Regions from separate parts of the Homo sapiens genome. Here region 1 is linked to region 2. Evidence: read pairs that join two places in POLR2A ChIA-PET (ENCODE). Cell type or tissue: Panc1. All regions are shown on one strand. Each heading gives the region's core, and the rest is flanking DNA. Links, peaks and the distances in the headings are about the cores only.

The links. Peaks named below come from ENCODE experiments on the same cell type or tissue, not always from the same donor. Only the 100,000 strongest peaks of a DNase experiment are listed, where the experiment ranks them.
Region 1: POLR2A ChIA-PET joins it to region 2 with 6 read pairs; 1 of 35 experiments calls an interaction of 5 or more read pairs at or near these places.

The regions. Positions count from the first base shown.
Region 1 is chr11:3,142,244-3,152,167 of GRCh38, forward strand. All of the region lies in intron 1 of OSBPL5 (oxysterol binding protein like 5), which reads right to left. Among named protein-coding and RNA genes, the nearest start is that of OSBPL5, 18 kb to the right of the region's middle. RefSeq lists enhancers at 6,692-7,467, 7,468-8,241, 8,242-9,015. In Panc1, for the core only: no CTCF peak of the experiment used is centred there; no DNase peak of the experiment used is centred there; H3K27ac peaks cover 332 bases.
Region 2 is chr11:2,787,181-2,798,152 of GRCh38, forward strand. All of the region lies in intron 15 of KCNQ1 (potassium voltage-gated channel subfamily Q member 1), which reads left to right. LOC124902614 (a long non-coding RNA gene) reads right to left here. Exons shown (of 3, transcript XR_007062554.1): 3 at 6,915-6,995. Among named protein-coding and RNA genes, the nearest start is that of KCNQ1-AS1, 69 kb to the right of the region's middle. RefSeq lists an enhancer at 9,619-10,120. In Panc1, for the core only: no CTCF peak of the experiment used is centred there; no DNase peak of the experiment used is centred there; H3K4me3 peaks cover 573 bases.

The DNA of each region.
Region 1 (9,924 bases), core at 1,797-6,796, 350 kb after region 2:
AAGAAGCTGACTCGCCCAGGGCCACACGGCAGGTTGGTGCAGGAGGTGCTGGGCCCTGGTGCCACCCCAAAGTCCACGGGGCTGCCCACAGCTGGGGGAGTGCAATGCCCAGATGGTCCAAGAGAACACTTTCTGGGCTGCTGGTCTGTACAACTGGGAAGCCCCTACCTCTCCACCACGACCCCTCCATGCCCTGCTGCCACAAGGGCCCAGGATCCCTCCCCACTCGCTGCTCCGTGTCCCAGGAGGTCAGATTTCACCCGGATGCTTAGCTCCCCTCCCTTTTTACAGATGAGGAAACTGAGAATGAAACAGGAAAATGAAATGAATGACTCCATCCTACAGGTCTGAGAGTCACCGTCTCGCGGGTGGAGAGCCTGGGTGGTGCGTTTATCAACAGGACCGCTGGTTTCATGTCTCTGTCTCTCCTCATAGACCCACTCAGGTGGAGACCTGTCCCTCTGTCTCCGTGTCCGCGGGGCCCGGCAGGAAGTCGTGTGCAGGGGTGGAGGCTGGAAGACCAGCAGGTCTCCCTTCACCTGGGGATCCCCGAGCCCCATGCAGCCTTGCGGGTAGAAGGGCAGTGACTGCCCACTCCTTGCACACAAGGAAACAGTGAGACCAGAGGAAAAGGACAAAACCAGTCACCCAGGACAGCGGACGGCACACGGGGTGGGGGTGTGTGAGCAGAGACCCTTGGGACCCAGCATCTGGGTCTGGACGGTCCTGGAGCCTGCAGAGCAGGGCAGAGGAGGCAGGTGCAGAGGGGGGCAGAGGAGGCAGGTGCGGGGGGGGGCAGAGGAGGCAGGTGCGGAGCGGGGCAGAGGAGGCAGGTGCAGAGGGGGGCAGAGGAGGCAGGTGCAGAGCCGGGCAGAGGAGGCAGGTGCAGAGGGGGGCAGAGGAGGCAGGTGCAGAGCCGGGCAGAGGAGGCAGGTGCAGAGCCGGGCAGAGGAGGCAGGTGCAGAGGGGGGCAGAGGAGGCAGGTGCGGGGGGGGCAGAGGAGGCAGGTGCGGAGCGGGGCAGAGGAGGCAGGTACAGCCCAGTGCGTGGACCAGCGACCGGCTCCAGGGGCCCATGGGGGGCTGCACTGTGGGCGAAAACGCACGGACGCGACACACCCAAGAGAAACAAGCACACGCCCCCAGGTGGTCCGCGCACGCACGCTCCCAGCAGCATGGCTCAGGGCCATCAGAGAGCGGACACAGCCAGACATCCACATGGGTGAACGGATAAACATGGATCACATCTGTGCAACGGATGGAAGAACATTCGGCCTTCAGGAGGCAGGAAGCACGGCACTCACACATGCGACGACACGGATGAGCCGCAGAGATGCACCAAGTCAAAGAAGCCAGATACCAAAGGCCACATCTTGTCCGCTTCCACGCCCACGCAGTGTCCAGGACGGGCAGGTCTGGACACGGAACGCAGACTGGTGCTTGCCAGGGCCCGGCCCGGTTCTGTCCCGGTTTCCTGGGGCTCTTTGGGGAAAGAGCATGGGCTTTGGAGTCCACTATGACTGGAGGCTGACCAGATGATCCTGGAGCCCTGGGCCCTTGGTTTGCTTTACTGCAGCCCAGGGGGATCCTCCTAGCTCCTGGCCGTGGTCATAGCTGAGCAGGGCCCGAGGAAGGCACCCGGGCTGCAGTGCACAGCAGATGCTGTGGAATCGACAGCTCTTGGGATCATCCTGTGTGGTGGGAGCTATGGGGTGGACACTGGGTTTGGGTAGCAGGACAGAGGGTCGATGGCCTCAAGTCACACTGAGTCAGGCCTGGCGGGGGCCAGCTGCTCCAGCACCCACTGAGCCCGGCAAACCTCGATGGCTCCTCCCATCCTCAGGGGGTCCCACAGCCCTGAGACCAAACACGGGTTTATTGTTTGTGAGGTGGTTCAAGCAGGCTGCATCAGGACAGAAACACACAAAAAACCCAACGCGGGTGGAAGTGACAGGCAGGTGGGGACAGAACATGCCCCCTCCTCTGCAGCTCACACTCTGGGGGATACAATGAAACCGCTGACAATGAGAGCCCCAGGGAAGTGGGGTGCCATGGTGCCAAGGAGCAGTGTGAGGTGCCCTCGACATGGTAAAGCCCCATGACGGGGAGCTGGAGTGTGCAGAAACGCTGGCAGCGGTGGACTATGGGTGACCGATGCTGTTTCTTTAAAAAACAAAGTGGAATTTCCATAACTCTTCACATTCCCATCAATGCATTGATCATGATCACAGCCAGCAGCAAACCCGCCAGGCTCCGTGGCCGGGACCAGCTGACCTCTGCAGGGGAGTGCGGGCTGGGCCTGGCCTGACCCCGTTCCACCGACACTGAGACAGCAGACACCGGCCCCAAATTCCACCACCTGTGACTGGCTGAGCAGCCACACACGTGGGTGGTCTGACTTTGGGGACACCCCATGTTATGCTGCCTCTTGGGGAACATTTTTATAATGGGAAAAACATGTCCCCCTTACAAATCCTGCAAGCCCGGGGTCTGCTGGAGCCAACCCCCAGTCCCCCAAGGCGTCCCCACGCTCAGGCAGCCACCCTGGCGGGAGGTCAGGCCTGGGGCCAGGGCAGCTCATTCCCCAGGACCTGCGAGAGCCACCCCCCGGCACCCGGATCCTCCAGGATGGTCTCATACCAAGATCTTCAGTAACATCTGTACAGACCCGGATTCCAAGCAAGGCCACATCCACAAGTACCTGGGGTTAGGACCTGGACACATTTTTGGGGGACGCTGTTCAGCCCATTACAGGCAGCTTCTGTAGCATCTAGCCCAGCGGAGGCCTTTGGGGGGCAGCCTGGCTCTTTGCGACTCCCCACGGAAGGGGCACTGCGCTCCCCTCAGCCACAGGAGCCCATCCCTCCCGCTCTGCCTGGCCCTCACGCTCTCTGCGTGCACCTGGGCTGGCCCCGTGCCCGCCTGGATTTGACGAAGCCCATCAACTTGCCCCACTGCCTCCCATCGCCTGTGGCAGAGCCACCTTTTCAACCCCGTCAGCCCCTTGATGAACCTCCCCCAGGGCTCCAGCCTCCGGATGAAGCCTGGGGCCCTGCCCCTCCCTCCACCACCAGCTGTGCCACCTCAGCAGGGCCCACAATTCTGTCACACTGGCAGCCCCTGCAACCAGTCCCACAGGCCAGGCCACTTCACGAGCCCCATTCCCTTGGTCACATCCCCTCCTCCCGGGCCAGCACTGTCTCCCACTGCCCCACAGCCTCCACTGAACCTTCTGGAAGCCACCCCTGCCCAGCGAGTTGGCACTCACTTGCCTGCTGTCCTGGCCATGATGTTCTTGGGGTGGGGGTTTGGCCTCTTGAGGGCTGGGAGACATCGGACCCGGCTGCAGTCCCAGTGCCGGCTGAGACCCACACACAAGAGCAGGGGTCTGCGCTGGGGGCTGCTTCCTGGAGGACATTCACAGACTCGCACCCTCAGACCCCAGACCAGCAGGGCCAGCGAGGCATTTACAGCCCCTGTGCAGTTTACAGATGAGAAGAGGGAGGCCCTGGTGGGAAGTGGGGCCTGGCCGAACAAGACCGGACCAGAACCCCGGCCTGTCGCCCTCAGTGGTTGGCAATGGGCACCTGGTAGCCCAGCCTGCGTTCACTTAACTTTGTTACCTGGAGGAAAGTCACAACTCCACGACACTCCTAGATGACTCTGGGTGGGCTGAGGGTTACAGGGACACTGGTACATCCTCCCGGGGTCACAATCGGCAAATGTGCTCTGAACACCACCCTCAGCTGCCGTTCCACTTGCGGATGGGAGGATTCACCTGGGGGCCCCTCCGCCCTGCCGGGAGCAAGCCAGACCCAGGGGCCTTGGCCCCAGGAGCCCACAGAAGCCGAGTGTCATTTCTATTCCAGGCCCTTCCATCTCACCAGATGCTAGGGGTACAAAAGAAAAATAAGCCAGGGTCCCGCGGCCCCGTCGGAGCTCTCAGACCAGGGCGGGCAGACCAGCGAGACAGACACACTGCCCTTATGAGCTGCGCCCCCACCCCCAAACCCACCTCTGGGGAAGTCTGTTCTTTCCTGCGGGAAACCCCCAGGGCGTGTGGGACTCTTTGAGGAGACAGAGCTCACTCCGGGGGAGGTGAGGGCAGACGAGGAGGGGAACTCACGGGAAGGTAGGAAAGGGGTCTCGTTTGTGGATTCCTCTACAGGATTTGGGGGTACCTCTGAGAGTGGGGGACGGAGAGAATGCAGGTGGAGATTCTGGCCTGAGGAGAGGCTGGGTGGGACGTGGTGGTCAGAAGCCCCCTGCCTGTGGGCACGGCTGTTGGACCCTGTCACGGCATGGCTGGGACGAGGCACCCGGTGTCTTTCTGGCACCCGGTTTCCATCGCACCCGGTTTCGGGCACTCCGTCGCTTGCCTTCTGCAGAGCTGCTAAGCCGCTGGGCACACAGCTGTGCCTGAGTGCAGGGGGAGAGGCCAGCTCCAGGCTGCAGGCTTCTCTCTGGGGAGGGGGACAATCCTGGGGCCCCTCTGGGGTTTGGGAGATGACTGAGTTGGCCTTTGTACAGCCTGTCCCGAAGCGGCCTGGCACAGGGCAGCAGACTGCAGGGTCCCTGGCAGCCAGATCCCCTTCGCCGTGGCTGGAGCTGGCGTTTCTATTTATGATTCGCCTCTCACGCCCCTTCCCAGCACACCCAGCTCTGGTCTTCACGAGGGGCTGGGATTTTAGAGGTGGCTCAGCTGAGGGCACGGGGGCCTTGGCAGCTGTCACGACCCTCCTGAGCTAAACGCACAGCCCGCACCTTGTTAGCTCTGGGTGGGCCGAGGCCCCAGCTCTGTCCTGGGATCCTTCCCAGTCACCCTCACGTCCTGGGCTTCACTTTTCCCCAAGGCAGAACCACAGCCGTGTGACTCACCCCGTCTCAAGAGGACCGGGCGGGTGGGAGGGCTGCAAGGCCTCTGTGAGGCCTGAGTGCTGGACTTGGGACTCCTGCTCCAGAGTCAGGGGCTAGGGCTGGGCCGGGCCCACCCAGGAGGATGCTGGCAGAGGCCCTGGGAGGAGGGGGAGTGGGCGCCAGCTCCAGGACTGGATGTGTCTGACAGCCTGTGTCCCACAGGGCTTGCCATGGGCCTGGGCACGGCTCCTGCCTCTGCTGGCCGACCTGGCTTGACCTCAAGCGGCCTGGGTCGGGACAGCCGCAGCCGAGGCCAGCCCATGGTGACAAGGCCTGCTTCCAGCCTCTCCCTCGTGCCCCAGGCTGTGGGTCAGCCCAGTCAGCCCTGCTATGGGCACATAGCCCCGTGCAGGCCCAGCTGGGACGGAGCAACGCAGGCAGAGCTGCACTGACCTCTCCGGAGTGCCGTTTGTGAACTCGAATCGAGGCGCCAAGTGCTCACGTGTCCTTTAAGCCAGGGATGGACTTCCAGAAATTTACCCTTGGGACTAAAACCCCCTGTAATCAATATCTGCTGGAAGAGAGGCGGACGGCTGGCAGAGGCATTTATGGGAGTGAGCGTGTCCAGGGACGCGTGGGTGCGTCGGGGCAGGGAAGGCCGGGCGTGGCCCTAGACAGGGCACAGGGGCATGAAAGGCGCTGGGGAGGAACAGGACCAGCCTCGGCAAGTGGGAGTTGATGCGAGTGACCCGGGCCCTTCTGTCTCGTCTGGGTCTCCACCACCAAGAGCCTGTTCTTGCGACTGAACGCCCACCATGGCCCTGGCCTCACCGAGCTGCCCTCGGTTCCCAGGACCTCTGGGGCCACTAGCTGGGCTCCTGCCTGGTCACTCTCCTGTTCCTCATCCTCCGCACGCCCCCGGCACCCAGACTTGGCACACTGGCTGCAGAGGCTCCCATTGCATGGTGCAGACAGCTCTCCCTGCACCCCCAGTGCCCGAACATGGAGTAGGTGCCAGTGAATGCCTCCTGGGGGAGTCTGACCACGATGTGTATACAGTACAGCCGGGACTCCCCGGGGAGCAGGTCGGAAACCGCACCTGCTGACTTTCTTAGTTGTCTTTTGGGAAGGTGGGCTGGACCCCACTACATACTCCCCAAGGTCATGAGGGGCATCGGGGTGGGATCTTCCAGAACCTTCCCCATTCCTTCTACTATCCAACACTGACATGTGGGCCCCCACCCCTGACCTGGGGAGGCAAGGGCCGAGGAGTCAGGGAGGGTGGAGAGGAAGTGCCCCTCCCATGACACGTACTTTGCCCCCCACACCTTCCTGCTGGCAGCCCTGAAGGCGGGTAACAAGATGGAAGAACAGAGGTCACAGAAGAGAGAGGAACGGAGGTGAGTGCGGAGTCTCTTTCCAGCGGCTGTCCAGGTGGAGGAGACGGGGCGCTGTCTGGAACCGGCTTCCATGACGGCAGGGCGGGGGCACCGTCCTCTGCACTTTTGTACATCTTTGACATTTTCTATCATACGAAGCCAAACGGGAGAGGACACAGATTTCTCTTGAAGGCACAAACTGAAGGGAAATCCACTACCCAGATGGAGTTTTAAGAGGAGAATTTTGGAAGAGCCTTAAAGCAGGAGAGGAAATTGGCATGATAGCAGCATTGCATCTCCCAGAGGGAGGCTAAGGGTTTTTAAGAAGGCAAAGGTGACAACCAGCTAGATAAGAGGCTCAAACAGGTGAAAAATCAAGTAACCGGCACAAGATAAAAGAGGTTATTAAGATAAGGGGATTAAGACTCAGGATGAGCTGGAGAATTCGCAGAGGAGCTGAGTAGCCTCTGCTGTGGGTTGGCAGGGGCCGGCCAGGTCTCCTCCGTGGGCTGCAGCCTCCAGAGAGCATGGACCCCCAGAGGCTCAGAACCTGCCCCAGCCCTGACCTCCCCACTGGGCCCACCACAGAGCCACCTTTATATATCAGCTGCCAAAGCCACCTCCAGGCCACTCCAGCCCTGTGTCTTAGCAATAGCCCTTTCCAGAGGCTTCCAGCCTTATCAGCTTCCAGCCTTATCAGAATGGCTCTCCCACTGTCCAGGGCCCCCCGAGCGTCCACACCACCACGCTGGAAGTCCCCAAGGCCGGAATGCAGCAGAGGCCCGGGTCAGGCCCCCCAGAGCTGTCTTCTGTTCCTACAGGCATGGGCTGGGGGGGCAGTCGCCCTTTGGGAGACCTCCCAGCACCCCTACCCTATCTGGTGGCCAGGAAAGGGGCAAGATCTTGCAGTGTACTGGCCTCTGGTGAGGGAGGCAGTGAGTGCTGTGACTGTGGCTGACCCTCTTGCCAGCATCCTCCCTGTCCCCATCAACATGACCAGAGTGCTTGCCGCTCCATGAGCTTCCCCTGCCCATGTGTGCCTGTGGCAGGGGTGCCGCCCGCGCAGGCCGTGGGGACAGTTTATGCGTCAGGCAGCAGCAGCAGCAGGTGCCCGCTGCAGCCTTGCCCAGGCTCTTTTGATCTGATTTGGTCCTCACGGTCGTCCTGGGAGGCAGGTCCTATCAGGACATGTGGTTTCCAGCACACAGCGGTGCTCCCCGAGGCCCCTGCGCCCTGTCCCTTCTTCCTCTTTGATCATCAAACGACCCCCCCGTCACTGACCAGTCAACGGGTGGTCACCGCCCTGGCAGGCACCACGTAGCCCGGGGCACAAGGGCCAGCTGTGGCTGCTGGTGAGTGTTCCCTGTGTGCCAGGTGCTGACATGCACGAGTGTGATGGTGGCCTTGCATTCCTCTTTCATCCTGACTGCTCACCACCCCCTTCCCAGGCACACACACACGGATGCATGGACACACACAACCACATGCATGGCACACACACATACACATGTGCACAGATGCATGCATGCACACACATGCATAAGCAGACAGATGTGCATGCACACACACACAGACACACACGTACACACACACAGCAAATCAGGATGCTGAAGCCAACCAGCAGCTGTTTCCCCTGTTGGCATGGCTGCCGCTTCCCAAGAGGGCACTGTTGCCCTCCTGCCCCAGGCAGGAGGCTCCAGGCTAAGGACTGCATGCCTGAGTCTGAGCCAGTACAAAAAGGCAAGTTGCCCTCGGGAGCCAGGGTCCCAAGTCCCCGGGGGGAGCAGACGGTGCTTTTCTCCCCCTCACTTTTTAAAGACAGCTTTTTTTAAAAAAAAAGTTTTTTGGTTCCCAGGTAAACATGTCTGATGCAACCACAGGCCTGTCCCAGGTTGTCTTCCGGGCACCTGGGACCAGGATGCAGCCTTGGGGAGGAACCCAGCAGCTCCTCCTCCTTAGGGAGGAGCCCAGCAGCCCCTAGGTGGGCACGTCCCACCCGTCCAAGCTGGGCTGCCATGTCAGCAGCGTGCAGACACCATCTCAGGGGCAAGACAGGGGTCAGGAGGCCAGGGAATCAAGGTGTCCTGCCCCACAGACACAGAGGCCAGCGGCCTGTGGTGTCGTGAGAGCTCACTGGAGAAACATGCCTCTGGGGGGAGCAGAACTCTTCCCTTCCCCGGGGTCTCCCCCGTGGCCACACCCAACTTTCATTCCCAGCTCACTGCTGACAGCCTGGGTGTCCCAGGCAGCTCCTGGTTTCTTGGAAAGCCTCACTATTCTCATCTGTGAAATGAAAAACCCCCTGCTCCCTAGAACTAAACACGACTGTGATCACGCACGCCTGCATCTGTGATGTCATCCCCATGCCCCAGAATGCCACCCCTGGTCTTTCTACAGGTTCCGATCCTAGTCCGTCTTCCCAGGAGTCACGGCGGGCTGCCCGCTGTGGCCACCCTCTCCCGGCGGTGGAGGGTTGAATTGTGTCTTCATGAAAGGTGTGTCCAAGTCCTAACCTCAGTACCTGTGACCCTGACCTTGGAAAGAGGGTCACTGTATGGGGTCCTCATCCAATGCCTGGGGTCCACGTGTGAAAAGACAGGGGAGGAGACACAGACAGGGGAGAACGTGCCGTGAAGACAGAGGCGGAGATCGGAGTGATGCCGCCACGAGCCAAGGAACACCTGGAGCCCCTGGGAGCTGGAAGAGGCAGGAAGAATCCTCCCCCAGAGCCTTCGGAGGGAGCGCAGCCCTGCCGGCACTGGGATTTCAGACTTCTGGGCTCCATCACTGTGAATGACTCTGTGTTGTTCTAAGCTACCTAGTTTGTGGTCATTTGTTATGGCAGCCCCAGAGCACTCATGCCCTGGGTACAGAGCTGGGAGCAGGGAAGGGCCTGGCCAAAGGTGTGAACGCCTCTTCCTCAGCCCCTCTGCCACCAGCATGAAGAAACTGCAGAAAAGTCCCCACTTCACACAGCAGGTGACCAGACAGACCCGGCATCAGCCTGACCTGGCCGCTTCCTGCCAGCACAGCTGTCTTCCCCACTCCCCATGTGCTGGGGGTGCATCCAAACCGACCCCTGCCCTTTTTCCCATGAAAAGCCAAGGGGTTGAAGATGAAGCCTCATGTACCTTTATTTCCCCCACGGCACAAAAAAACGGTTCTTACACCCCTCTGGGATCCCCGCTGAACACACTGTCCTGGCGTTAATCCAAAAAGAAAACCGGTGACTCCTCGGAGAATGGTCCATGACTCGGCAGATGCCAGTCTGCCCCGTGGGAAGGGGTCTCCAGGCAACACAGCCACGCTGTGCTGGGAACCTGGATGGGCCCCGTCACTGGGGTCACCTTCTCCTGCCTCCCTGGGGCGGGCTTTGCAGCCCCGACAGCTGCCTGTTCCTCCGGCTGCTCCTGGAGAGGGGCCCGTTCTCAAATCTCCTGGAATTGGCCACTGAAGGCCCCCCTCTGCCTCTCGAGCCAGCTCGGAAGTGTGCACGTCACCGAGGCTTCTGGTGACACCAGCAGTACAGGTGGCCTTCACCATTAGGTCACAGTGAGAAAGCGAGGCCTTCTGCATTCTCTTCCCAGCCTCCCGATTACATCAAGGGACAAGAGTATGGGTCTTTATGGTGGCTCTGCCCCTGCTCATCTCTCTATTTAAGGGAGGCAGGGTGGCCCTGGGGGCAAAGC
Region 2 (10,972 bases), core at 2,765-7,764:
ACATGACTTTCCAGGACAGAACTTGTTCTCCTTCTCTTAGCAGTAATGCAGTTTTCTTTACAATCTTCTCAGGGAGTAGGAGATTTTTCATTGGCCCTCACAATGAAAGCAGAGCCCTTTGAGGGTCCCAGCTTTGTGTAAGTCTCTGCTATGAGACTTCCTGGGGCAGGCCTGGGCTTTGACACATAATCATCTATTCCTGGTGAAACCAAAGCTCAAGTTCATCTCACTCATCAAATACCTTCAGGGCCCCTATTACCTCTGGGGTTCCACTTTCACTGAGTTTTCAGCCTCTAACCTCCCTTACTTCCTGGTCAGCTCATCCATGCTAGCCACAGATATCATTTTAAATTTTCTAATAGCCACTTTTTTAATTTAAAAGAAATAAGTAAAATTGATTACAATAATATATTTTATTTAACCCAATAGATCCAAAATATCATTTCAATATATAATTAATATTTTTAAAACTCTTAAAATTGTTGACATTCTTCTTTTTCATACTGGGTCTTCAAAAGCCACTGCATATTTTACACATTTCAATTTAGACACCGAGTTTTCATGAGAACGACTTGGTCTGTATTTAGATTTCATAAAATTTACCATTGAAAAAGGAGATTCCCATGCCTAAGTCATTTCAAACATACTGAAGGGTTTTCTAATAACCGAATGAAGGATCTATCTTTAAATTTTAATTTTAATTTATTAAAATGAAAATTCCATTCCTGGATCTCAGTCACCACTTTTTTAAGTGCTGTGCCACACAGATTCAGCTATGGGACAGCGCTGCTTTGGACGGGCATGGCCGTGCGCGCGTGTGGGGAGGTGAGTGTGGCTCCCCCAACGTTTACCCAGGCCAGCCCCAAGGAAATGCTCAGTGAGTGCCCATAGAATGTGGTGAATGTGGATGGCAGGGACCATACGGGAGAGCACACTCCAGTAGTTGCCATCTCATGGCCCCAGCGCCCCTCTCCACCCCATGCCCCCAACAGAGATGCATCCCTGCAGACCCCTCCTGGGCTCCTTCTCCACAGCATCCTCCCCAAGTTCCCCTGCCTCGAGTCCCCAGAGCTCATGACCCACGCCTCCCCGAGGTCCCTAAGGAATGTCCGCTTGGGATTCTGGTTCTTTTCCGGTTCTCTGCAGCCAGGTCTGTTCCCTGGCGTAGCTTCGCAACTGGAAGGTGCTGCTCAGCAGACTGTGAGAAGTGTGTGTCGGTGCAGGCAGGACACACTTCCAGGCTGTCCCAGAGGCCAGGGAGCACCTTGCCACTGAAGGGCTGGTTGCATCAGAAAGTTAGGCAGCCTGGACTGCCCTGGCAGCCCCAGACCTGCCTCTCCTCGGCAGCTCCCCCTCCCCTCTGCACCACCCCCCGCCCCCCACACCCAACCCAACACTCCTCTCTCTGCTGCTGGGCTGCTCTTGAGTGACAGGGCCGTAAATAGGCAAAGGCGGGGGCTCTGACTGATCAAAGGGCTCCCTTTAGAAGCCGTCATTAGTTTGCTATTCTGGGAACTGGTTATTTTAAGGTTAGTGTATTTTTTCTTTCCTGAGGAGCCGTCTTAGTGGATGGCGGAGTCCGGAGGGGCTGCCCTTCAGTCAAACCACACAAGCCCTGTTTTGTCTGGGGTTCCAAAGATAAACCTATAATGAAAGCAGCGTTTGACGCTGAGCACCGCCACCCTGTTCCTGCACAGGGGTGGGTGTGTCTGCCAGGGAGTCCCTGTGCCCAGCAAGCTCCGGGGAGGCTTGCAGGAGGCCCCTGGGGCCAGGTTGAGTCTGCTCCCAGGGAGCCTGAGGTGGGAGGTCTTCAGACCTGGCATTCTCACAGCCATCATGGCTTGCCTGGCCAGGGACCGAGGCCCCGTACCCTCCCCCAACTTCAGGCTACCCCCAAAGGCCACCCCTGGAACCAGGCTCAGCAGGCACCTCTGAACCGCAGCCCAGCTCTGCCCAGCACCTTCTTTGGAAAGACAGTGGACCCACCAGTGGCCAGGGGAATGCACACCCCTAAAGTCAAAATGTAAGGAAATGATGATACCCTGTGCTGGCATGGGTGCGGAAGAGCAGACGCTCTTCTGTCTTACTAGGAGGTGGGAATTAATGAAAGTAACAACTCCTGGAAGGGACTCTAGCACTGCCTGTGAAAACTAGAAACCCGTCATCACTCCTAGGAAAGAAAAGCACCAGGGTCGGGCTTTGCATGCAAGCTTTGTCATGTGACAAGCTCAAAGCCATCTGTTTGTCCATAGAGAAGCGTGGTATATACTGAGACACCTCGACGCCGCAGCCCCAGTGCCCGCCACAGACGAGCTTTTGCCGGCAGTCATTGCTCGGGAGGGATATTATTGATGTGTTGCTCAGTAAGAAACCAAAGTTGCCAAGGAACGTGATCGCATCTCTGTGCAGCCACAGCACCCAGGACGCAGCTGGGAAGGGAGGCCAGGGGACAGCTGCGCTCCGGGATGCTGGGGCCGTCGGCCTCCCCCTTCCCAGGCCCAGCTCCTGGGCACTGGGACCACCGTGGGCTTGGCTCTGAGATCCACCATGAGTTCTCGCTTTGTCCAAGATTGAGATGCGCCAGGTAGTTGGTGTGCTCATTTCGAGGTGTTTCTTTTTCCCCCCAGTAAAGTGATGTCACGTGGAGGTGAGTGTGATGGGAAAGGGAACCTCAGAAACAAGGTCCCACCTTGGTCCTCTGGTCTCCCCTGGGAGGACCACCCCCAATCCTAACATCCTGTGAGGTCCTCCCCACTCAGAGGCTCCTCTCTGTGCCACCCATCCTCGGATAGGTTGCCATGAGGTTGCCAGAGGCTGGCAAAGGGCACTTGTCAGCTGCAGATTCCAGCCCTGCCCTGGGACTTGGAGGGGATCATATCCCTTTGACCACCAGGTCATGACCCCCAGATCATATCCCAATGACCCTCTGCCATACCATGAGCCCAAATGACCCTCAACCTGCCACAGAGACAGCCCCCACTAACTGCCACTGGGTGATGGGACCGTGGAGAGTGCCCAGCTCAGAGGAGAAGCCTGTCTGATGTGGCTCCCGTCCTCCTCTGCTGGGGTTGTCTACACTGTCCCCACTCGGTGACACCAGGAGCTGGCATTGCCTCTGGTTCTACTGCTCTGGACAGCCCTGGCAGCAGTGCCCTAGCCTGGCCCAGCACCTACTGAGACAGCCGGGCCAAGCCCCATCCTGCAGGTGCAGTCTCACTTTGTCACTCTTGGTTACCCATGGGACCCTGAACCCCATAGGAGGGGCTCATCACTCAGGGTCCTCATCCAGGTGTGGCCCATCCACACCCAGCATCCAGCTGTGCACACAGGGCCACACACAGACCCCTTTCCCATCCCCCCTTCCCATCCCACACAGGGCAAAAGCCTGACCTCCTCTCACGCCTTTGGAGCCAGTGGCTGGGGTGCAAGCTCTGCCCCCTACACGCGATGGCTGTGAGACTCGGCGAGTCACGTGGGCTCTCAGCGCCTCAGCCTCCTGGCCCCCAGTGGAGGGGACAGGCACCATTATGCCGATCGCTCGCGTGCAAAGGCCCTGTGGCGTGGGCAGTGTCACAAGCTCCTGGCCCAGGAGGCCTGCTTGGCTGATGGCAGAGCTCAGAGGGTGTGAGCATGAGGATGGCATCAGGGGTCTCTCTGCAAGTTCAAGTTCCGCCTCAACCCTACTACGTGGCCCTGGCCAGGCCTCCTGAATCCAGGTCTTGCTTTCCCCAGCTATCCAGCGGCTTCCTGCTTCTCTTACCCTCAGCAATCCCCCAAGAACTGTTCTTTTCCCCACACTAGCGTCTCTCTTTCTTGGGGTGTTTCTCTCTTAGCCTGCCTGTGGGGGACAGTTGCCACCCTCAAGCCTCTCCTGAATGACTCTATTTATAGGCCTCCAATATTGGCCAGAGAGGAAATTTAAGTCTTTTTAAAAATTCAGCTCAAGTGTGTGTCAACTTCTGTGAGTGCAACTGCTTCAGAGAGAGGCTGGGATAGGACAGCAGGCGGCAGGGGCGTGTCAGGTGCCCGAGCAGGACGGTGGCCGGAGCCCGCAGCGGCCGAGCCCTCACTGGGCACCGTGTGCGGATCTATAATCGACAGCATCAATTGCGGGAGTCCGGCTGGGCTGGCCGCCTGCAGGGGCCAGGGCGTGAGGGCGGTGCGGAGCCTTGTCTGTGCGGCAAACCCTGCCTGGCTGCCCTGGCCAACCTCAGAAAAACATGTATTTTGGTCAAAATGGGCCCCTTTTCAAACTTGTCACCCCGTGGGTCAGGGCACAGCCTGCCCCCAGCCGGTTCTGCATATTAAGCAGTGGCTTGGTCACCATCAAAAATAGATGTCCCGACCCGAGCCTCCCCTCCCTCCCGGGGAGGGGACCTGGCCGTGCCGGCTGGGCTGGGAAACCGCGGGCGGGGAAGGAAGGACGGGGCGAACCGGCGGCACAGGCCCAGCACGTCCCGGGCCCTCCCCGTCAGGTGTGGACCCCGAGGTTGTGCGGGGGCTTGGCGGCAGCTGCGGGTGGGGGTGGGGGGCCCGGGCCTCCCGGGCTCGGGTTCTGGCCCCAGGTCAGAGGTGGCGCTGGCGGCAGGTGGATGCCCAGGTCCTCGCCGCGCCGCTCCGGGCGGTGGGACCGGCTTCCTGCCCTGGCTCCGAGCCCGCAGGTGGGGGCTTCCGCCTCACTTTGGACGGTGGCGTCCACAAAATGGCTGACGCGGCGCACGGCCGTCCCTGCACGGAGCCGGTGTTTACTTTGCCGCGCGAACAGCCTTTCGTTGCCCGGGTTCCGAGTGCTCCAGAGGCAGATGGAAATTTTTGTGGATTAAACACGGGGCCGAGGCGCGCTGGGCTGTTTGGGTTGGCAACCTGAGCCCTCCCCACCCCGTTCCGCGTCCGCTGCTTCCCGCCCTGGTCCGGCGCTTCCATTCATGCCTTCCCGGGTCCCTCCGCCACCCCTGCAGGCCCGGCGTCCCCTCCCGCACTCCCGCGGCCTCCAGGGGGTGGCCCTGCAGGCCCAGAGCAGCGTGGGCCTGAACCCCTCTCCACGTGTGGAAGACGCTGCAGCAATAGGAAGGGGCTGCTCCTTTGAGGGCCCTTCTCAAACCTGGAGCCCCTCTGGCCGCCAGATCTTTGTCTGTGAAACAGCAGCCAGTGTGTGGACCAGGCAGGAGTGGATGGGGTGTGTGCCCACAAGTCCAGCACCCAGAAAACCCCCAGCACACGGTCCCTTTTACAGTGGCCTCTGCTCTCAGGAAGGTGGAAAGCGCCAGGTGGATAGGAGGGACGGGGCCGTGACCCCTCCCTCTGCCCAAGAGAAACTCTCTCCCTCAGGTCAGACCCAGGCCTTTCAAGAAGAGGTTGCAGGGTGTGCGGGCTGCCAGGAAAAGGTCTGTGCGGGTGAGGGAGCGCATCCTATGGATATCTAGAGGAAGAGCGTTCTGGGCGGAGGGCACAGCGGTTGTGGGGTGCGGGCTGAGGCAGTGCCTGGACCACCTTGGCAACAGCAGGAGGCACTGGCCAGAGCCACGGACAAGGGGGAGCCTGGGGGCGCAGACCACCCTGTGAGGCCTCAATTAGAGGAGATGGGGGCTTGGGGCCCCGGAGGGCTGAGATCCAGCTCATGGCTTTGGCAGCATTGTTCTTGCACGTTCAGGATTAGCCGAGTAAGGTGAGCCTGACAGCGGGGCCAGCACGCAGCCCCCTGCCCCTCGCCCCCTCCCTGCCCCCAGTCCCCCACATAGGTGTCAAAGTGCACAGCACCCCCTCTCTTCCCCGCCCCCCGGGAGCCGCAGGTCAGGCACACAAGAGCCATCTGTGTGGGCGGCAAGGTGGCTGCCTGTCTGCTGCCCGCAAAGGGATGCTTGTCCAGCAGGGTGAACACCCCGTCAGGGCAGGAGCTGCTGAGGAGATGCTGATGCCTGGGTGACTCATGCTACCTGGCCACCCATCCTCGCTGGGCTACAAATGGGTTCAGCCTCATGGGCATCAGGCAGGGCCCGCCTGGGTGCACCCGACAAACACAAGGGCTCTTGTTCTAAGGCTCTGTGATAGCCCCTCTTACTGAGAGGGACCATATCCAATAACGGGTGGAAATTGCACTAGCAGGGTCATGTGAGGGCTCCGAGCTTTCTCCAGAACCCAGGAATATCCTCAAAACTGAGGCTGGGCACAGTGGCTCACACCTGTAATCCCAGCTCTTTAGGAGGCCAAGACGGGGGGATGGCTTGAGGCCAGGAGTTCACGACCACCCTGGGCAACATAGCGAGACCCTGTCTCTATGAAAATAAAAATAAAAAATTAGCCAAGCGTGATGGTGTGTGCCTGTGGTCCCGGCTGCTCAGCAGGCTGAGTTAGAAGAATCGCTTGAGCCCAGGAGTTCAAGGCTGCAGTGAGCCATGATCACACCACTGCACTCTAGCCTGGGCAACACAGTGAGATCCTATCTCTAAAAATAAAAGTAAGAAGTATTTTTTTTTTAACTGAGGCCCTTCTGGAGGGATGGAGGGACCAGAAGTCACAAGGAGCAGAAAGGAAAAAAGCAAAGGAATCCTTCTGAAGCACTGTGGGCATTTATTCATTCACCTTGTGCCACTGCCTGGGGCTGCAGTGTGAGTAGGGTGGGCTGGCCCCTGCTCCTTAGAATGTACAGCCCCATGGCTGGGCAGGGGGACGCACATAGTGACCCGTAATTACATATCTGTCTGTGTGAAGGAGAAAGTACTCGGTTTTCCCAGTCAGTGGAGTCAGGAGCCCAGAGCCAACCAGGAGTGAGTGAGGAGGAGGAGGGTGACACAGGGTGGAAGAGTGTCCAGTGTGTGCAGCCTTGCAAAGGCCCTAGGGCACGAGGGCACATCCTCCTGAGGCCATGAGAGCAGGTGAGGCAGAGCTGGTGAGCGAGGGATGGCCCGGCCGGGCCAAGGATCCAGGGGTGGCTCCGGCTTCGTGGGAGGAGGGTTACAGGCAGGTGAGGATGCAGTTCCAGGAGTGGTGAGGGGCTGCTGTGGGATGAGGGAGAGCATCAGCACTTTGGACTAGGGTGGAGGCCTTGGGGCCAGCCCCCAGTCTGCCAGCCCCACCGATGAGAACAAGCAGACTGAGGGGAGAAAGGTTGGAGAAGGACCCCGAGCTTCTGCTGTGAGCCCCCACGTGGGGATGCTTTGCTCGGAGGGGTGCTGAGGTAGGAGGGTCAGGAGGGTCTGGAGCTGTATTTGGACTTGGCAGGCAACCAAAACCCCAGTGCTTAGAGATCAAGTGGAAAAGAAAAGAGGAAGAAGATGGGGGAGTGAGAGAGATGGGAAGGCAGTGAGGGAAGCCTTGGGGAGGCCGTGGTCAGGGGCGGCACAGGGGAGAAGCAGGCTCATGTGACTCAGCCCTGAGCCCAGCCGGGCCCCCAAAGATGCTGGACCTTAAAGACACAAAGATGTGATGCATGTGTGTTCACAGATTAGCGGGGAGCAGATGCCGCATGGAGGGGCGTCAGGGAGTACACCGCCTTCCCAGGTGAGGGTGTCCTGGAGGAGGCACAAGTTCTGCTGGGCTGGACTGGACCCAGCAAGAGAGCCTGAGCCTGGAGGACCCCTCTGGCCCCCATCTCCCACTTTCAGCTTCAGCTCTGAAGCCACCACCCAGAACCACATACCTGTTCTTCCCAAGTTTGCTCTCCCTAGCGGAGGGAAAGACGGGAGGTCCACAGATTACCTTGTCTCTTGAAAGCAAGATGCCACCAGTGGGGACCAATGTACAGAGACCAGGCCCAGCCTAGAGTGGGTATAGCTCATCACACCCCCAGAAGCTGTGCGGGGAGGAAGGCAAGCAGGCAGCACAGTCAAGACCTGAGTTTGATGACTCAGAGGGTCCTCTGCCTGTGGTTGGCGGGGGTCCAAGGGGTCTTCCCATCTAACTCGCCACCTCCTCCCACGTCCCACTCAGCTCCACCCCACAGCAGCCAAGAAGCCAGGGCATCACTTGACCTTCCGCTGCGTCAGTCTCCGCATCTCGCCTCCCCTACCCCCGACCTCTCGGGTGCTGTAGGGATGAGGTAGGAGTGGTGGCTATGAACTGGAGGCCTTCGCCTCGGGCTGGAGCTCAGAGCAGTCCCTGCTGCTGCCAGACCTGCAGTTGGGGCACTGCACCCATGTCTGGGGAGGCCACGGACAGGGCCCCAGGGTCTCAGGTGACCTGTCTTGTGTATCCCACTTCGTTTCTCTCTTTCCCTAAAGGTGAAGTTCTGGAGCAAAAAGAGCCTGAGCTGTGAGCCGAGGGGCTCCTCCTCCTCCAAACTGACACCCAGTCACAGAGCAATTGCTAAAGACACAGTCATGCTTGGGCCCAGAGTGGGCCCCACGGAGCTTCCCCCAACCCAGCCTGGCTTGAGCAGGCCCCTGATCTAAACCACCCTACCCCACACCCACTGGGGCTCACCTGGGGTTTGGCCAGCATCCCTAGAAATCAGAAGCCCGCCCCTAATTCTGCCAGCTTCTGGCTTTCCGTTGCCATGGTGACACCCAGCCCCCAGCTACAGATCCCGCCAACTCTTCCCTGCCATTTTGCAAGAAACAATATTTTTCTGCTCCACAAACTTGGCGGGACCCTGCCTTTCCCCGGGTCCATGAGGAACCCCACGGGTTCCTTGCCCTGGAGTCTCTCCAGCTCTCATCCCCTGAGTGCCTCCACAAGCAGGGGTCCCATGGGGCGGGGGCCGGGGGAACAGGGGGTAAGTGTGGCCAACCCCTTGCACAGGGCTTGGAGATGGAGGCCCCTCCCCAGGTGAGACCGGCCTTTGGCCCCCTGCCCCACTCACACAGGGACACCCTTTGTGTTTTTCCACATCTGAGAGCCACCGACATTTCTTAGATGACGTTTTCTTGAACCCACCGTGCTTGGTGCCCGTTAAGTACTTCTACTGCAGCAGCCTAGAACCGACACGTGTGAAACCATTGGCTTATGGCGCAATGCACTTCCTCCCGGCATGCATGAAAACATAAATGTAAATACCAAAATACACAGGGACTATTCGGACACCACCTGAAATCATTCCATGTCCCACCAGAAGCCAGCACGGCCCCTGGCCCCCTGCCAGGTGACGCTGCCCCATGGCAGCCACAGTGCTGATGAAGCTCTGTTTGAGATCACCGCCTGGCTAAGGCCAAGGCGGCCACGTCAGTTCTCACGGCTCCTCCCAAACTGAGGAGCATGGAGGACCCTGGGCATTGATGGCAGGGTGGCAGGAAGCACCCATCGCTTTCCTCTCCCGGATCTTCCCAGCACCCTTCCACCTTCAGCCTTTATACCCCGAGACCAGGCGAGGCCTCCCACTGCCGACCCAGGCCTATCATGGGGCCTGAGAAGTAGTCCTCATTTCCTCACTCTCACACCCCGACACACCCTCTCCATGGGGAAGGAAAACGTGCCCCGAAGGGGCCTGTGTCCAGGTTCCTGCCCACTCAGCCCCTCGGGGCCGTGTCTCCCTGCGTCAGAGCTGGGCCTGAAGATAATGGGCCCACTGAGGTGCAGGCGGTGGACAGACCCAGGAAGACCTCGTGGGTTTCCCAGGAAGACAGAGACTGGGAGCCATTCTTCCCGGCGGCAGCGGCTCTCGGCCTGTCCTTGTCCCCACACAAGCCCCCACTGCTGCGCCGTCCCTCCTGCGCCACCTGACAGATGTGGCGGTGAGAAAACGATGGGGCAGGGAAACGTTCGCCATTCGGTGCCAATAAAGGCCGCCTTTATCCCGACCGTAAATGGTTTCTGTGTGGAGTGAGACTGTGCCTGTCCCGGGCCTAACCCCCCAAGGGCCAGAGAGGCGAAATTAGATCCGTGGGGAGAGATTTTACAACGTATGGGCTGGTGGCAAGTGGCGGCAAACCGTCCCCACGGGGCCACAACGGGGCATTGTTCACGGCCTCACCTGGGCTGTCTCCAGCACCCCAGGATTTACGAGGACTCGGCCCAGAGCCTCGATGCCGGCCGCTCCGGGCAGACCTGGGGGGGTGGCGGGGGGGAGGCCCTGTGAAGAGGAGGACAGTGCTGGGGGCTGGGCCACGGAGAGGCCGGGCAGCGCTGGCCCCAGCCCCCAGCTCCCAGCTCCCCAGAGACAGCCAGCCAGGAACGGGCCCCAACCTGCCTGCAGACCAAGCGGTCACATCGCGAATGAGTCCTCATGCTGTGCGTCCCCCACTGGGCAGCCAGAGGTGTGCCTGACGGGGCCAGGAGGCTGAAGACAACCTTTCCTTGGGCTCTCAGCGATGCCAGCTCCAGCTGCTGTGTCATCAAGGTCGGGCTGGGCTGGCCTCTTCCTAGCAGACCTTCCAAAACCCCGCAGACTCCCGTGGCTGTACCAGCCCTGCACCTCCTGGCCACCTGCCCCTGCGTACCCACCACCCTTGCTCCGGAGCTCGAGGGCCCTTTCCCCACTAGCATCTGACCGCCTTCTTGTATGTCTTGAAGGTTCTTTGCCTTCTCTGTGCAGCAGGGCCCTTTACAGTGTAGTCTGGCCCCTCCTCCTCCCCCGGGCCCCGTACTTCCTCCATTCTGCCCCTTCTCAGGTGTGCGGGACCTTTTTACAGCCCCCTGCTTGTGCCTGCACTCCCTCCCCTGGGAGCCTGCCTCACCCTGACCACATGGCCTTCGGCACCCAGCTTGAGTGTCCCATCCTGTGAAGCCAGCCGGTTCCCCCAGGCACAGGGGATACCTCTTCCCTTTGGGCACCTGCCCTGCGTACTGTGCCAGCCTCCAGGTTGGCCCAGGCAGCCCAGGCTGCTCAGGGTCATGGCCAACCCAGGGCACCGCGGTGGGCAGATGCAGCCCCTTTCCAGGCCAAGTTCAGCCCTCTCACCCTCACAGGGGACCCAATTGCACAGCCATCCACAGCGGCCTTGGGACAATACTGAGTCTTGAGTTAGGGGTGTCTCTCCTCAACCCTGAGAGCAGCCCCTTTTCCCACCCTCAGTGCCCCCACTTGTGGCCCAGGCCCAAG